Linked DNA regions of Mus musculus: region 2 is linked to region 1. Evidence: chromatin loops called from intact Hi-C (ENCODE). Cell type or tissue: gastrocnemius. All regions are shown on one strand.

Region 1 (8,000 bases):
GGAGTGTGCTGCCAACTTCCCCAAGTCTGCCCACGGGGAGGCTGGCTGGGTGTGAAGATGATGATCCCCGGCTCCTCGGGGCCTCCCAGTTCTTGCTGCCGTTGCTCCAGAAGCTCTCATGAAACAAGCTTAGTGTAGTTCACATCTATAATCCCAGTCCTGGGGATGCTGAGGCAGGAGGATTCTCAAGAGTTCCAGGCTAGCCTGGGCTATGTAGTGAGATCCTCAGTCCTCTATTTTCATCTCAGCTTGCCAAAGCCCCACCCCTACAGGCTCCCCATGAGTCTCCACTGGACCACAGGCTCCTATAGGCAGTGCTGGCCAGCCCAGTTCCCGCCATGAGCGTGGGGCGGGGCAGCATGTGTGGCCCATACTGGGTGCTTAGTCTTGGCCCTTCAAGAGACAAGCTGCTGCAACAGTCCCATGGACTACACACAGCAGAGAGGCCAAAGTTCAAGGACACGGGCCAGAAAGCACAGCCGGGCACTGGGGCAGTCACTGGTGGTTTGTGGAGTGCCCCTGCCTCAGCCCTCCTCAGTATCACTTTATGCATATGGCTGTTTTGCCTGCATGTATGTATGGGTACCACATGTGTGCCGGTTGCCCATGAAGGCCAGAAAAGACATCTATGCCTGGGATGTAACTAGATTTACAGGCAGCTGTGAGCCACCATGTGGGCACTGGGAACTAATCTCTTGTCCTTTATAAGGATGGCCAGTGTTTTTTAACCGCTGAGCCATCTCTCCAGACCAGGGTCACTCATCTTTCTTATGGACACGGGGTAATGGAGGCCTGCAGCCTCTCCCACGGGACACTTGCTCTGCAGGGACCATCTTGGGACCCCATCAGCACTCAGAGGCCTGACTCACGATGCCAGCATGTCCATCCAACTGAGGTCTCCATGAGAGTTTAGGAGACCTTAGTCCTCCTGGACAGTACAGTGGCAGCTGGCGTCCCTAGGGTACCAGTATGGCTGGTTTCACTGGAGAACAATGCTCTTCCTAGGCCTGCCTGGACTTGCCAGCTGCCTGCGAGGGTCCTGCCTGGCCTCCAGGGAACTGTCTTGACATCAGTCCCTTCTTCCCAGGCCAGTCTGCCAAGTCACCTCCCCTGCTGAGGCTTCAGTCCCTACTGGGGTTGGGGGTTGGGGGCAGGATGCACAGAGCTACCCCATCGGGACAGCCTCTGGTGGGAGCAACACTGCGAACGGTGGGCTCTGGGCCTCGGTTTCCCAGGAAAGAGCTCTCCTGAGCATGGTTTCTGAAGAAACTCCGTGTCCAGCTGAAGCCTGGCAGGCTGCAGGAAGCTGTGCGTGGGTCGGTGTCTGTCTCTCTGGCTTTAGGGGACTTGGGGTTACCTAGAACTTTGTAGACCGGGCTGGCCTTGAACACTGAGATTCTCTCCTGCCTCTGCCTCTCAAGTGCTGGGATTAAACCCTTGTGCCACAAATTCCAGTTCTTTCTCGCTCTCTCTCTTTCAAGAGCTTATTTTTAAAGCCAAGCATAGTGGTATACACCTTTGATCTCTCCTCACTTGGGAGGCAGAGGCAGGAGGATCTCTCTAAGTTCAAGGTCAGCCAGGTGCGGATGCTAGAAACCAATCCCAGAATCTCTGTGAGAGCAGCTAAACACTGAGCCGTCTCTCCAGGGCCACATTGTGGGAACTGGACCCAGCTCCTCACACGCGGTACAGCATACACAACCACCCCTCACTTCTAGGGCTAATGAGCCACCTCCTGGGTACAGGTTACAGAGGTTTACATGGCAGGGGACATTCCAGAGAAAGGGACAGGGCTTCCTGTCTGGATAGGAGACACCCCCCATCTGTCACCCCAATAAGCCTAGTTCCCCTTCTCCACTCGACTTGGCCCAAGGGACATAGTCTGTGATGGTGATCAGGGAGATGAGAGAGATGGGAAGGCCTCACAAGGGGAGAGGAACAGACTGACCCCAAAGCACACAACTCACAGATAAGATACCCGCTATGCTACTGGGAACAGACCCAGAGCTAGGATTTTCCCCTAGCTCCCCTGTGCCTGAGGCAGTCACTTTAATCCTAACCCTGAGGTGGGCAAGGCAGGCAGGTCTCTGAGTTCCAGGTCTACAAAACAAGTCACAGATCAGCCAAAGCTCCCTATGAGACCCTGCTCAACCATCCAGACAAAAACGTTCAGTGTGGACTCTGGGAAGGAGAATGGGACCACTCTGAGAGACAAAAAAACCCAGGACCGAGGTCACCGGAAAGGGGTCTTTCCCCAGCCTCAGCATTCCCAGAGCCTTCTTGGTCACCTAAGTTCAGGCGTCACATGAACGTCGATGTTGTGGCTGCAGGCAGATACCACCTTGGGAGTTCTCTGGGGGTTTTTTTTGTTTTTTTTTTTTTGTTTTTGTTTTTTGGTTTTTTGAGACAGGGTTTCTCTGTATAGCCCTGGCTGTCCTGGAGCTCACTTTGTAGACCAGGCTGGCCTGGAACTCAGAAATCCGCCTGCCTCTGCCTCCCGAATGCTGGGATTAAAGGCGTGCACCACAAGTTCTCTGGGACCCGGTACTCCAGAGGTCCATGCTTCAATGTGCAACACATGTTCTGAAGTGTGTTATCTCTGTGTGTGTAATGGGCTCTGTGTGTGTGTGCACGCTCGTCTCCTCCATGTGGGATGATGTCTGTTTGCCATCTGTATGGTCATATGTGTCAATGTGCTGTCTGTTTATGTGGTATGTTTGTGGGTAGCTCTTTGTATCTGTGTTTTTCCATGTGTATGTGTCACATGTGTGTCTCTCCGTGTCCATGCATATCTGTGGTGTGTCTCCATAAATATGGACTATGTGGTATGTGTTGTCTTCTGTGTATGTGTGTGTGTAGTATGTGCCTCTCCATGTGTGGGGTCTGTACATGGTGTATATATATATATATATATATATATATATATATATATAGTATGTTTACTATGTGTTATGTACCTGGGCAGTATCTGTTGTGAACATCTGTAGTATGGTTTTCTATGTGTGTGGGGTCTCTATTAGTGTGGTATGGTGTGTCTGTGTGTTCTCCCTGTGTGTGGGATCTCCAGGTGGTGGCTGTGTATGTGCTATCCTGTGTGTGGGGTCTCTGTGGTGTATGTGTGTGTGCACGCGCGCATTTGAGCACGTGCAAGTATGTCTCCTCGTGTCCTGTTTCTGTGCCTGAGGTGTTCTATGTGTGGGATCTCTATGGTGTATGTGGTATGCAGTGTGTGTTCTACTTCAACGTCCAAGTTTTTCTCCTTGCGTGGTCTGCTCTGTGTGTTCCCAGACTCTCCGTGAAGGCCAGGTCTCAGGGTTGCAGGTTGGAGACTGGATTCCCACAGTGGGACGCGCCAAACCCATCACAGTGAGCACTGCCTAGGGGAAAGTTTCTGACAACGATACCGGCCGAGAGCTGAAGTTTCGCGGCGCAAAGCCAGGCCAACACTGCCCCCGCGCGGTGCGGTGCGGCGCTGCAGGCGGCCGGGGAAACAGGCAGACCCGGCACGCACGGCGCGCAGCACTCCAGAGAAACAGGGATTCCACGTCTTGGGTCACAGCCTGAAAGCTCAGAAAGGGACCGAGCCCCGTTCCAGCCCAGCGCTGATGACGTTGATGCATCGCGTCGCATGCCGGGTCAGCCCTTCATCATCCCCAGCCCATCTGGTCCCTAAAATGACCGGCCCAGTCCAACCCAAACCCCCAGCTTTAGCATTCCGTCCTCCCCGTTACACTCCACTCCGCACCGAGTCCGAGACGTTTCTTCAAGGGCCAGCAGGTGGCGATAAAGACCTGGCCAGAGCGCAAGAACAAAGTGAAACTCCAAAGAAGGAGGGGTTCCCCCAGGGGTTCGGACATGGAGTAATGGGGGACACCCAGGTGTAAGGCAGTATCTATGTTAATACAGTAGATAAATTCTAGGAGGCCTGCCACGGTGACTCAGGCCACTTCCCCATGTGGATTTGAACACCGGAGCAGGTAAGAGAACTAAGGATTACCCATACACAGGAATCTTTTTCCTGGGCTGGGGTCTGGATACCCATATCATGTACTAAAAGGTGGACAGAGAAAAACTCTGGCGCTAAAGACAAGAAGTTGTTTATCCACTCTCCTAGGCTGAGGTTATGGCTGAGGCTCTGCTTCAGGCACGGGTTGATTTAGGTTGAGGTTGTGTCGTGAGTGGTCCACCCCTTGCACAAGCATTCCCTGGGACAAGCTGAGCCCCTGGGGTGCCCTGACTCCCCACCCCCAATATCCAGCTGTCATCAGCTTCATCCCAGCTGTGAGCCCACCCCAATCTCCCTTACCCAGGAACCCCAAGTGGTCCCCAATCAGGCACCTAGAGTGGCTTTTACTGGGAGACCTAGTGATCCATCCCAGCCACCTGGGAGGTGTGTTTATTTGTGGGGTGAAGAAGCACTCTCTTCATTGCCTGGCATGGGTACACTCCTGAGCTGGGGGGAGCTCTGGCAGGCATTCACCTGTGAGCCTGCTGCCGGTTTGTGGTGGACGGCAGGAGCAGCTGGTAGCCCTTAGGGCGGCCTTGCTTCAGGACAGACTGCAGCACCAAACTGGGCAGAAAGGATTCCTAGAGGGAGAAAGATGCCTGGCATGGCACTGCTGAGGGGACCCCAGGGAGGAGACAGGGAGCAGGGGCAGGCGGGGGTGGGGGGGCAGGTGGCTCCACATTACAGCTGTCCTAGGCTGAAGCACAGCCCACCCACTCACTAGCCTGGCTCAAGGGCCTCCTCCCCCTTGGCTCCACGCTGAGGAGGCCAGGCCACACAAATCCAAGCCATAAACCCCATGGTGACTCAACAGAGAGGGTCCCCTACAGAGTCACTGAGGGCTGGTGCTTCTGCTGGCGGGCTGCCCGCCCTGGGCTGCTCACCAGCTTCTGGTTCCAGGGATGGGGCCATTTGCCCACCTGATCCACATTGTTAGGGGTGTCCAGGAAGGTTCTGAGGCCTCCCCGTGGCCTTGGGATGGTGGCCCTGGAGATGAAGGGTAGGTGGCTGCTCACGGAGGAGTCCTCAGAAAGGTAGAGCTGAGGTTCCTGAGCTGACCTGATGGGGAGAGGGGGGCCTATAGCTTTTTGGCCCTGAGTTCCAGACCCACGTACAGTTTGTAGCTGGAGGACCTAGACCACAACCCTTCTGCTTCCTCTACCCACAGAGCCTCACACGCGGGGGCAGGTCCAGAATGAGGAGCCGGCCACAGTGTCTTGGACCCTGGGATAAAGGGCTCTGGGCAGACTGTCCAACCATCTCCCAACACTCCCGAGCACCCGTTCTGACACAGATACAGCTGGCAAAGCCGTCTGCTCACTCGGAAAGATATTCTGCCGGACTAGAAGAGAGAGAGAAAGAGAGAGAGCAGAGTGAGTTCCCTGTCCCCGCCCCCAGGGAGGGGCATACTAACACGCCCCCACCCTCTCTCCTTCCTCTGGCTGGCAAGGCTAGACAGAGCCCTGTCTCCATGGCAACCACAGGCTCCCCAGTGCCTGACGGTTGCCTCCAGAGAAGTCCTGGGTTTTAAAACTACCTCCCTGTGACTGTTTCTGCTATACCACAAAGCTGATCCCTGTCGTGGTCCTACTTCTGCTCCAACCGCCAATGGGTCCCTTTTCTCTAAAGTAGGAGGGCCAGGTAGCCCACCTTGGAAATTCCAGAGGATGCCAAGAATCCGCGGGGGTTGGAGGGAGGGGCTGGATTCCCAGAGGCTACCTCTGATGGGAGAAGCCAAAGGAGGCTTGAACCTGATGCTATGGGGGGGGGTGCCACAGTGCTCGGCCTGTCCTGGGATTTTTGGAGCACTCTGCCCTCTGTTCTAGGCTTCCATGGCTCTTACACAACCACCCTTCGCCTCAATTTTCTCTGCAATCAAAATAACCAGAAGCCGGAGTGCAGCGTTAGTAGCACATGCCTGTAATCCTAGCAGTTGGGAGGTGGAGGCAGGAGGACCAGAATTTCAAGGACAGCCTGGGATACTTGAGACTCTGTCTCAAAAAAGACGAGTCTGCATTGCCAATCTTAGTAGGCACAAGAGCTCTCAAGTCTATTAGCTGAAATTATATTCTGAAGCACACACATGCACAAAATATAGCCAGAAGTTGGGCTTCCCTGATTCATGTGAGTGTTAAGGGCTGGTGTCCTGGGGCTACTGAGTCTGGAGGACAGAGGCTGGGTACTAGGAAGTCTTGTCTTCCTCATTGTCCCACCTGCCCCCAGCCACCCATTCACACCAGTCCAAGGAAGCCACCCCTAGAGCTGAGAGCTCGCTTCTGCCCGGTGTTCTGGGGTTCTCTCTTAGACTCGTTCAACATTTTTCAAGAGAGAAGATATTTCCTCTTCTAAGACTTGCTGGACATCTGGTCAACCTGACCCTCGGACTCTGTGAGAAAGATGATTGGGGAAGCTGCCGAGGGACTGGGAAACTGAGGAAGGGTTCTTTAGTGCTAACAGGGCCTGGGCAGCCAATGTTTCCTTGGCACCATGTGCCCAATGCCACCCAACTCTGCTACCTCTCAGGGATTCCTTCCTCTGTAGAGTCATTGGTCTGCCCTGCTCTCTAAGGACCTGGAGCCACAACCTGTGGCCTCTGCACTCCTCACTAGTTTCCCCCCCCCCCCCCAATCTTTGTGTGCTCACCTGCACGGTTGCGTTCCCAGTACCGGAGTGCTGTGTCCTGCAGGGTCTCGTCTGCGAATCGTACCCGGAAGGGACAATAGCGTTTTCGGGGTCTTGAGCCTTCTCCAGCGGGGCTGCAAATGAGCACAGTCTTCACTTTGGGCACCTGTGTGCTGTGGAGTCTGCTGAGGGGAAACGAGAGGCCGGGGAACAAGGCTCCTCGTAAGATCTCAGCTAGGGCTTGGAGAGATGGCTCAGCCTTTAAGCGTGCATTCCTGAGTGCTCCTGAGGAGGACCTGGATTTGGTCCTAGCACCCACATTGTTGGCTTACTGTCTGTGACTTCCACTCCTGAGGTAATCTGACACCTTCTTCTGGCCTCTGCAGGCACCAGGGCTCATGTGAACACCCTGCCCCCACCCACCCACACACACACACAAATAAAATATAAATCTTGGACAGATTTTGGTTGGTGGCGGAGCTCTACCAGTCACAAGTGCTCCTTCCATCATCGTGTGGCATGTTTTATCCCACCAAACCTGAGCAGTGCCCACGGAACCCTGTCACTATCCCAATTACAAGTGAGGAGACTGAGGCACAGAGATGTCTGGCCCGCAGGCTAGAGCCATCGAGAGGTCCTGACACACAGAAACCTGTCTCCTCCTCTGCGATGGAGATTAAGCCAGGCACGGTGTGGCGGGTGGGACACTTGGGAGGTGGAGGCCAAAGGATCAAGAGTTAAAGGCCATCCTTGGCTACATAGTGAGTGTGAATCCAGCCTGGGCTACGGGTTGACAAATAAGCAGATAGAAATAAAAATAAGGAAATGATGGTGCCCCACCCCTTCCTCAGCACAGGTGTGAAGAGATGGGGCGGGCTGCAAGAGCATCCTGTCGAGGGTATGCCGGGCGGAAGAAGCGCCTCTAGTTTCGAGCTGTCACGATAGCTGTCAGCCTCGATTGTGCCGCTGAGGCCGTGTGAGCTGGGGCACACTGTCCTCAGGGTTCCACTTGTCACTTTTCTCCTTCCGGTCATGTGCTCTGTTACAGGCGGGATCATTCCGCCGTCACAGGAACTGGGAGAGTGGAGTACCCCGTGTGGGGAGGCACCTAGAACAGGGCCTGTCAGTGGGGTTGTGCTCTATAAAGGGTGTGTTATATTTGTATGTAATAAAAATGTTAGACCTGTTCACTTCTCCCTCAGGGGCTGGGCTGCCAGCCTGGTTACTTGATCACTCAGAAATGCCCCATTGGACTTTCTTCACCTTGGCCACACGTATTTACACACCCATACCCACTGATCCTGGGGCACCTTTGTGGAAGCATAGGGTGTGTTTCTCACTGTCCACCAAAGAGCCATGCAGCCGGGACTAT
Region 2 (8,000 bases), 250 kb before region 1:
GGGCTGGTAGTAGGAGGGGTCTCAGCCTCTCCCAGGACTTCTGCATCTGCCTGCCTTTGCCTGGATCAGGGAGATGGGCTCCTGACTAAGTGGGCCTCTGCCCACTGTCTGCAGGGAAGCAGAGACCTGGTTCAACTGAAAATCTGCAATGGCAGGGGTCTGAGAGAGGGAGAGAAGGGAGTCTAGCTACCTGATTCTCCTGGAAGCTAAGGGACCAGGTCTCCCCCTTCCTGTCCCCTGGATGTCCTTGAAGCTATTTTTATGTGTTGCTGGAAACCAGAATTACAGCCAGAGCTGAGGTGCTGGGAGGTTTCCCTGGCGCTCTGGGTCTTGCCTCAGGGAGCAAAGGCCTTTACGGGAAGATTGGTGGAGGTGGGCCAGGAATCCACCATGCAGGTGGGGAGCATGGGTCCCTGGTTAGTGGAGGTCATTATTAGCAGGCCCCTGATTGGCACACGGGTGAGAACAGTGACTCGGGGAGGCTGTGGTGCCTGTGACATTCAGTCAATCAATCACCTTTGGCCTCTTTTTTTTTTTTTTTTTTTTTGTCTTTAGACAGTATGTAGCTCTGGGAACTCTATGCAGAGAAGGCTGGTCACAAATTTATAGAGATCAGCTTGTCTCCTGCTTCTAGAGTGCTTGGATTAAAGGCATACATTGCCACACCAGGCATGGCCTCCTTTTAAAAATTACACTTATTTATCTATTTTGTGTGTGCGGTGACTTGTCAGTGACACTAGTGAAGGTCAGATGACAGCTCGAAAGAACAGGTTCTCCTCCTGCACCGTGGCTCCTAAGGATCAAATTCAGATAAGCTTGGAGGCAAGCATCTTTACCCACTGAGCCATCCTAGCCTGCTTGGGCATTTAAGAAGGAGCCCTCCCAGGGATCAGGAACAGGGGCTGGAGTAGGGAGAATATTGCCCAGAAGCGGGGCTTGCTGGTCTCTGCCAGGTCTGGGTGCAGGGTGAGGGTCACCCTCAAAACAGAGCCCTGTGTTGTGCTCTAGCCACCCTCACATTCATGTGCTGTCTCACAATCCTCCCATGGTTCCCTACTGCTCAGCGGAGACATACATGCCCATTTCCTCTAGAGCACGTGTCTGAGGAGTTTGACCTTGCTTGAGTGCTCCCCTCCTGGCCTATGAATTCTCATTCTGGCCAGCACCTTCCGAGGAGCACCTTTTGAGAATGAATCCAGAGGGAGGACCAGAGGCAGGGAGATGTGTGGTCCAGGGCAGAAGCTCTGGACTGAAGGTGACTGCCCAGGGTGTATAACTCAAACTCCCTTAACACTGTTTGAAGACACAAAGACAAAATGGTGGAGATTCCTATGGAGAGCTCTTGGTTGCTGCCCTGAACTTTAAAGAGATCAGGCAGCAACAGCTTTGTCAATGGCAGGAATTATTGGTTACAGTTTATGGTCACCGGGGCTCTTGATTTGAGGTCTCCAGTTCTTCCGTTTACATTTCCCTCTCCAGATGTGCTTCCAGGGGCCAGTTCCCCAGTTCCCTGTCTCCATGGCCGTCCCCAAGGACATATTCTGGGCTCCCAGCTCCTCATCTTTGTCACCTGCTCATGCTTGGTGTGTGTGTGTGTGTGTGTGTGTGTGTGTGTGTGTGTGTGTGTGGTATGTGTGTGGTATGCATGTTTGGTGTCTGTGGTGTGTCTGTGGTATGTATATGTGGTATGTGCAATATGTGTGTGTGTGGTGTGTGTGTAAGTGTATGTGTGGTATGTGTGGTATGCCTGTGTGGTGTCTATGTGTTTTGTGGTGTATGTGTGTGGATATATGGTGTATATGGTGTTTGAAATGTGTGTGGTGTATGTGTAGTATGTTTGTAATATATTTTTGTGGTGTGTGTGTATATATGTGTGTATATATATATATATATATATATATATATATACGTATATATATATATATATGGTATAGAAAGATGTGTGTGGTGTGTGCTTGTGTTATGTATGTATGGTATGTGAGTGTGTGATGTGTTTGGGTATGATGTGTGTATGTGGTGTATGTTTTGCGTGTGGGTGTGTGTCTCTGTCTATCTGTCTGTCTGTCCACGTGGATTCAAGGACACACTTGGTTGTTCCTCAGGAACTTTCTGCTTTGGTTTTGAGGCAGGGTCTCTCACTGGCCTGGGCATGCAGATTCATCCATGCAGGATGGCTAGTGAGCTCCACGGCTCTGGCCTCTGTCTTCTCAGGGCTGGCGTTACAAGCCTGCATCACTGTGCCTGGCTTTCCAACGCACGGGTTCTGGAGATTAAATTCATGTCCTCCGGCTTGCAAGGCAAGCATTTTACTGACTGAGCCAGCTCCCGACCCCTGAAACTCATTTCTGACTCCAGGGCGATCTGTGTCTCTCCAAGGGAAAAGGTGGAAGATGGTAAGGTCAGTTACCTGCCCCAGCCAGGGGAGGACAGGGAAACGGTGTGGGTGCGTGCGCACACACCCACATTTCAGTCTTGCTCTCCGAAGGCTGATCTGGGGGCCATTTTCTAGAATCCAGATTGTTGACTGTTGCCTGCTGATTCATGCCCTGGCTGGCCTCAGGGCTTCTTTCCCCATCATGCACAGTGCCTGAGCTTCTGAATCCAGGCTCCAAGGTGCTTAGGCACAGTGCTTTCCCCACAGAAGTCTCTAGCTCTGTTAGAAGGTGCATCAGCAATGTCACTTCCCAGGAGAGTCCCCCACCCCCACCCCAGCCTCCTCCTTACTTGCTGGGTGTTATGGCTTCTGTTCTTCCCTTCTCGGGTATTCATGGGTACTTGAGGTATGGATTTGTTTGCCTGTTTATTTCTTTAATGTCTGTTTCCCTGACCAGATAGTGGCTTCTTGCAGATAGCAATGCCATGGCTCACCTCTGCAACCCAGTTCTTAGCAGAGCTGCCAGCATCCAGCTGACCTGCATAAAACCTTACAGGATGAATGAGTGAATAGACTCCTCCATGGAAGAAGTGATTCAGGCTAACAGAAGCTCCCACCTAGAGGATGTTTGTCCCTGGCCCTGTGCTGGACTTGGCAATCTAGCTTCCCAGACTCCAAGTCCCTCCTGAACAGTCTGTCTTCTGCTTTTGCTGCCACTGAACATTCTTGGACTTCCGTAGAAGAACCCGTATCACCTTGTTTCAGATTCTCAGTTACATTTTTGATCCAGCGGCAAAAATGCTATCATGGTCCCTGGCTGATGGGCAGCGATTCCCACAGGCATCCTGGCTCCCAGATCTGGGCACTGGGACTTCCACCCCCTGCACTGAGAGGTGCTCAGCTATACATCTGCCTGCCTATTGCAATGGGGACAGATTGTATTGGCTGACAGGTTCCAGTCTCCTCTTCCCACTTCGTTGATAGACACACTGAATCCAGCTTCGACAGGGTCCCAGGGTCACCTCACTCCTTATAAGATGGGTTTCCTGCCTCAGAAAGAGCACCTATTTCCTGGAGGGTGGCTGGGAACCTTGGCTATAATTGAGTCAGTCGTGGGTGCCTCACACCAACCCTGTTTACAGATAGCCAAGCTGAAGAACTGGAGGGTCTGTCTGATCACGTGCCCATGGCTCAGGGTAGCTGGTGGCACGGAGCCTGCATCTGTAGAATTCTTGAATCTTAACCTTAGTTTATAAGCAAAGCAATACCCGGTACCAAGAAGGATGTCATCAAAACCACGTGGTGCAGGACTCGGCCTGGTGGGCGTCCTCCGCACTGCGGACTGCCACAGGTCTGATCCTCTTTTGAATGACACACAAACCACACCCAAATCTCCTGCTTATTAGTCCTCCTGGCCACGCCTAAGTCCAACCCCCGCGCTGTAGGTTCCGCCCCCCGCGGGCAGCGCTGGCCTCCCATTGGCCTCCGTTTCCATGGTTACACGAGACCTGCGGCGCTGCTGGCTTCCCGACACGTGTCCCACGGAGCCGCCCGGAATTTGACAGGGGACCATGTGCGCGGCAGCGCGGGAGCCAGACAAAGACGGGGAGGCGGTGGGGGACGAAGCCCGGTGGAGAGACGAAGCCAGGCGGAGAGGCTGGGAGCCGCGCCTCCCGCCTGCTGGACACCTCGCTTTCCTCATTATTGCTTGAAGAGTGGATTAAACAAACAAACAAACAAACAAAAATTAATGGGAGAGAGGTGGGAAAGGATCAGAACCAGCCCCACCTACTGTCTCTTCTACAGGAAAAACCCACAGGCGAACATCTTTTATGACTGTGAACGCGCAGGCTCCCTGCTTACACCTCCTGGCCCTGGGCATCTCAGCCCACCTTAACTTCAACCAGTGAGGTTCAAATTCAGTTGATTTTGCCTGGCTAGTTCTAGTAAGGAAAGCTTTTCTGGCGTGGTTGTTTCGATGCTTGAAATAAATGAGATCCAAGCAATTGTGGGGAACCTCTCTGGCCCAAGCATCCTCTGCCTCTCTTACTGCCTTCAGGCAACCTCTCCCATGAGGCCCTCCTGGGCTCTGGCCCCAGCGCTGTGGGGCACGGACTTTGTCCTCTCGCACCCCCATTTCTCCTCTTGCAGCCCTTTGTGATGGCTACCATAACAAATCACTCCAGATTTAGTGTCATAAAACAACAGCGGAGTTCTACAGGTCAGAGGTCAAATCTGGATGAATTCAAGGTGTGCAGCAACATTGGGTTCCTTCTGCAGATTCTCGTGTGTGTGTGTGTGTGTGTGTGTGTGTGTGTGTGTGTGTGTGTGTGTGTGTTTGCACTGGGTTCCTTCTGCAATCTCTATGTCTCTGTCTCTGCTTCTCTCTCTTGTGTGTATGTGTTTGTGTGTGTATGTGTGTGTGTTAGCACTGGGTTCCTTCTGTAGTCTCTATTTCTGTCTCTGCTTCTCTCTCTCTCTCTCTCTCTCTCACACACACATACACACACGAGAAAGAGAGAGAGAGAGAGAGAGAGAGAGAGAGAGAGGACTGGGTTCCTTTTGCAGGCTCTCTCTTGTGCATGCATGTGTGTGTGTGTGTGTGTGTTAGCACTGTGTTCTTTCTGCAGTCACTCTGTCTGTTTCTCCCTCTCTCTCGTGTGTGTCTGTGTGTGTGTGTTAGCAGTGGGTTCTTTCTGCAGTCTCTGTTTCTGTCTCTTCCACCCCCCCACCTATCTCCCCCCCCCTCTCTCTCTCTCTTTCTCTCGTGTGTGTGTCTGTGTGTGTCTCTGTGTGTGTATGTGTGTGTGTGTTAGCAGTGGGTTCTTTCTGCAGTCTCTTTCTGTTTCTGTCCCCCCCCCTTGTATGTGTGTGTTAGCAGTGGGTTCTTTCTGCAGTCTCTTTCTATTTCTGTTCCCCCCCCCCCGTGTGTGTGTGTGTGTGTGTGTGTGTGTGTGTGTGTGTGTGTGTGTAAGGGTCAGCCTCCTTACCTTTCTCCAAGCAGAGAGCCCACCCCCTGACTACCTTCCTGATCTTTGGCCCTGCTTGCTCTTCAGTTACCTGCTTTCCCATCTCAGAGTCCCTCAGTCACTCGGATGAACTAGAAGAAACCCCCGGCTCAAAGGCTGGTGAGCTGCCTCTGTTCCTCTCTGCTGTGAAACAAGCCATCTGTGTGCCCCAGGGGTTACGCTTGGGACATTGTTCTGCTAACCAGTTCACCTCTCCAGCTCCCCCCACCCACTTAGAAGCCTCTTTCTCTTCCAAGTCTTTCTCCCACGATGCCTGCCTGAGGTGGTGCCTGCACACTTCAGGTCTCCTCTGACCATAGGCCAGCACTCTAAAGTATTCCTGCAGCCTCTTCTACCTACAAGGAAAGCCAAAATGGCGCTGGGCCACACACAAACCCTGATCTGCCCACCCGCTGGTCTCCCCCAGACCCTTCCCTCTCCTACCCTTTCCCTTTGCGTCCTGTTTCCTGTATATTCCACGGTGTTTGTCACCTCCTGGCCTTTGCCCGGTGGTTCCACTCTGGATCTTTCTGTCTGTCCGCCTTCATTCATGTCCCCAGGAAGCTTGACTGACCCTTCCCAAGCACCTGAATGTACTTATTGTTTATTAGTCTGGCAGAGCACAGAGGCCTTGCCTGTCCCCTCTTGTCCCTCACAGTCTTGTGTCTTGTTTGGCCACAGAGCTAGCCATGAGCTGGTCCCAGAGTCATGGTGAACCCTGTGAATTTCTACTGAAGCTCAAGGACTTGGTCTAGGGATGCTGACGAGACCCACGGCCAGGACACACAAGATGCCAGAATGACAGCCGTGACGTGACATCGCTAGCAGCCGCTGACACCGGAAGCTGTTGACACGGGATGCCGCTGGCACCGGAAGCTGCTTGGTAGCATCTCCAAGCTTGCTTTACATAAGCTCTCAGAATGGCTGGGGAATCCAGCTCTCACCTGCTCCCCACTTTATGGATGAGAACCTTGGACTCTTCAAGTTGACCATACCTGCCTTTTGACTAGAGTGGAGGCCAGGGAAGTTTCTCATGCTTCCTGCTTGGAGGGGGCGGGGGCGGGCGGGGGTGGGGGCGGGGGCGGGTGGGGGCAAGCCCCAGCTGTTGTTGAGGTGAGGCATGGTGACTCTTCCTGGAGGAGGCTGAGGCTGGTCAGGACTTGGGTGGGGCTGAGCAGGCTGCTGGGAAGCCGCTTCCTTCCGGACCCTTCCTGTTTCCTTTTCCTCACTGCTCAGCCAAGCGATTGTCTTGCTCAGCCCTCCCCGGGCCTGCCTGGGCAGGATGTGGAGGCAGGAGGTTCTGTTTTCAAAAAGTCAAGTGTGGATTAAACACCTTGAACTGCAGACTCAATGTGGCTCAAAGAGTAACTTTTGTGTTATGTGTATTTTACCAAAATAAAAAGAACTGAAGGGCTGACTAGATGGCTCAGTGGATAAAAGTGCTTGCTGCCAAGCCTGGGACCTGAATTCCGGCCCTGGAACACACATGGTGGAAGGAGAGAAACCATTCCTGCTTGTTGTCCTCTGGCCTCTCCACAGGGACTGTGGTATGACGTGTGCTCTCCTCTCCAGATACATTTTAATGATTGTAATTTTTTTTTTTCTTTTGGGACAGAGTTTCACTGTGTAGCCCTGGCTGTCCTGGAACTCACTCTGTAGACCAGGCTGGCCTAGAACTCAGAGATCCGCCTGCCTCTGCACCCCAAGCACTGGGATTAAAGGTGTTTGCTACAACACCTGGCTATGATTATAAAATTTTAACATCAAATTGTCAAAAGAAAGGGAAGTGGCTCATGTCCCCGAATGTGAGGCTCTGTACCTGTGAAGCAGTCACCGCCCCTTGCCCTTCCCCATGCCTGACATTTCATTCTCTTCTGGAACTGATGACAGGTGTGAAGAGCTGATGGGCTGGCAGTCCCATAAGGGGTGCTCCTGGCTCTAAGGACCCATGGCAGGGGGACTAGGAGTTTGGCTCCTAGATGAGTCCCCCCTCCTCAGTGCTTGCAGCCTTGAGAGTCACAGGTTGTTTCCTGTCCCTGGCTTTCCTCTTCCAGCAACCATGATTTGTGGAGATGTCTTTCCCAGTGGGTGGGAGTCCTCTGCTGGCACAGTCCACTATGCCGCACTTTGACTATCATGACAAACAGACTCTTCTGTTTTCAAGATTTGTTTCTGTTTTACGAGTGTGTGATTGCATGTATGTCTGTGTATCATATGGATGCCTGGTGCCCTCAGAGGCCAGAAGAGGGCATCAGATCCCCTGGAACTGTAGTTCCAGGTCGTTCTGAGCCCCATGTGGGTGCTGAGAAACAAAGCCAGGTCCTCGACATAAGCAGCCAGTGTTCTACCACTGAGCAACCTCTCCAGCCCCTCCCTGCATCTTAAATTTGCTCAGTGGACAAAGGGCTGGGTGTGAGGCCGGGAGACTGCATAAGGCCTTTCAGCTACTGACTTCCTCTGTGTCCTAAGGAATGTCATCTCTCTGTGCAGCACCAGGTCCTTCCCTGTAAGCTAGACCAGTGTGGGACAACATCAGGACTCTGTCTGTCTTCAGTACTTCCTTCATCCTCTCAGCCTAGACATGTCCAGTGCCCATGGAGGAGGAAGAGGAAGAGGCC

Evidence for each region. Hi-C counts contacts between places; a loop is a spot of excess contacts. Peaks named below come from ENCODE experiments on the same cell type or tissue, not always from the same donor. Only the 100,000 strongest peaks of a DNase experiment are listed, where the experiment ranks them.
Region 2: it touches region 1 in a loop (2.5-fold over the local background); 1 of 42 quality-filtered maps calls a loop at or near these places.

What each region holds. Positions count from the first base shown.
Region 1 is chr2:30,791,219-30,799,218 of GRCm38, forward strand. 1700001O22Rik (RIKEN cDNA 1700001O22 gene) reads right to left here. Exons shown (of 7, transcript NM_198000.3): 4 at 6,650-6,762; 5 at 5,183-5,348; 6 at 4,927-5,065; 7 at 4,345-4,587. The coding sequence ends at 4,477. Among named protein-coding and RNA genes, the nearest start is that of 1700001O22Rik, 6.5 kb to the right of the region's middle. In gastrocnemius, CTCF peaks have their summits at 3,498 and 3,743 (motif pointing right); DNase peaks (open chromatin) are centred at 1,090, 3,465, 3,744, 4,282 and 3 more places; H3K4me3 peaks cover 1,595 bases; H3K27ac peaks cover 3,249 bases.
Region 2 is chr2:30,541,415-30,549,414 of GRCm38, forward strand. Gm31585 (a long non-coding RNA gene) reads left to right here and starts at 3,077. Exons shown (of 3, transcript XR_374225.3): 1 at 3,077-4,624; 2 at 5,431-5,502; 3 at 6,064-6,430. In gastrocnemius, no CTCF peak of the experiment used is centred here; DNase peaks (open chromatin) are centred at 3,858, 4,402, 5,609 and 5,718; H3K4me3 peaks cover 819 bases; H3K27ac peaks cover 3,785 bases.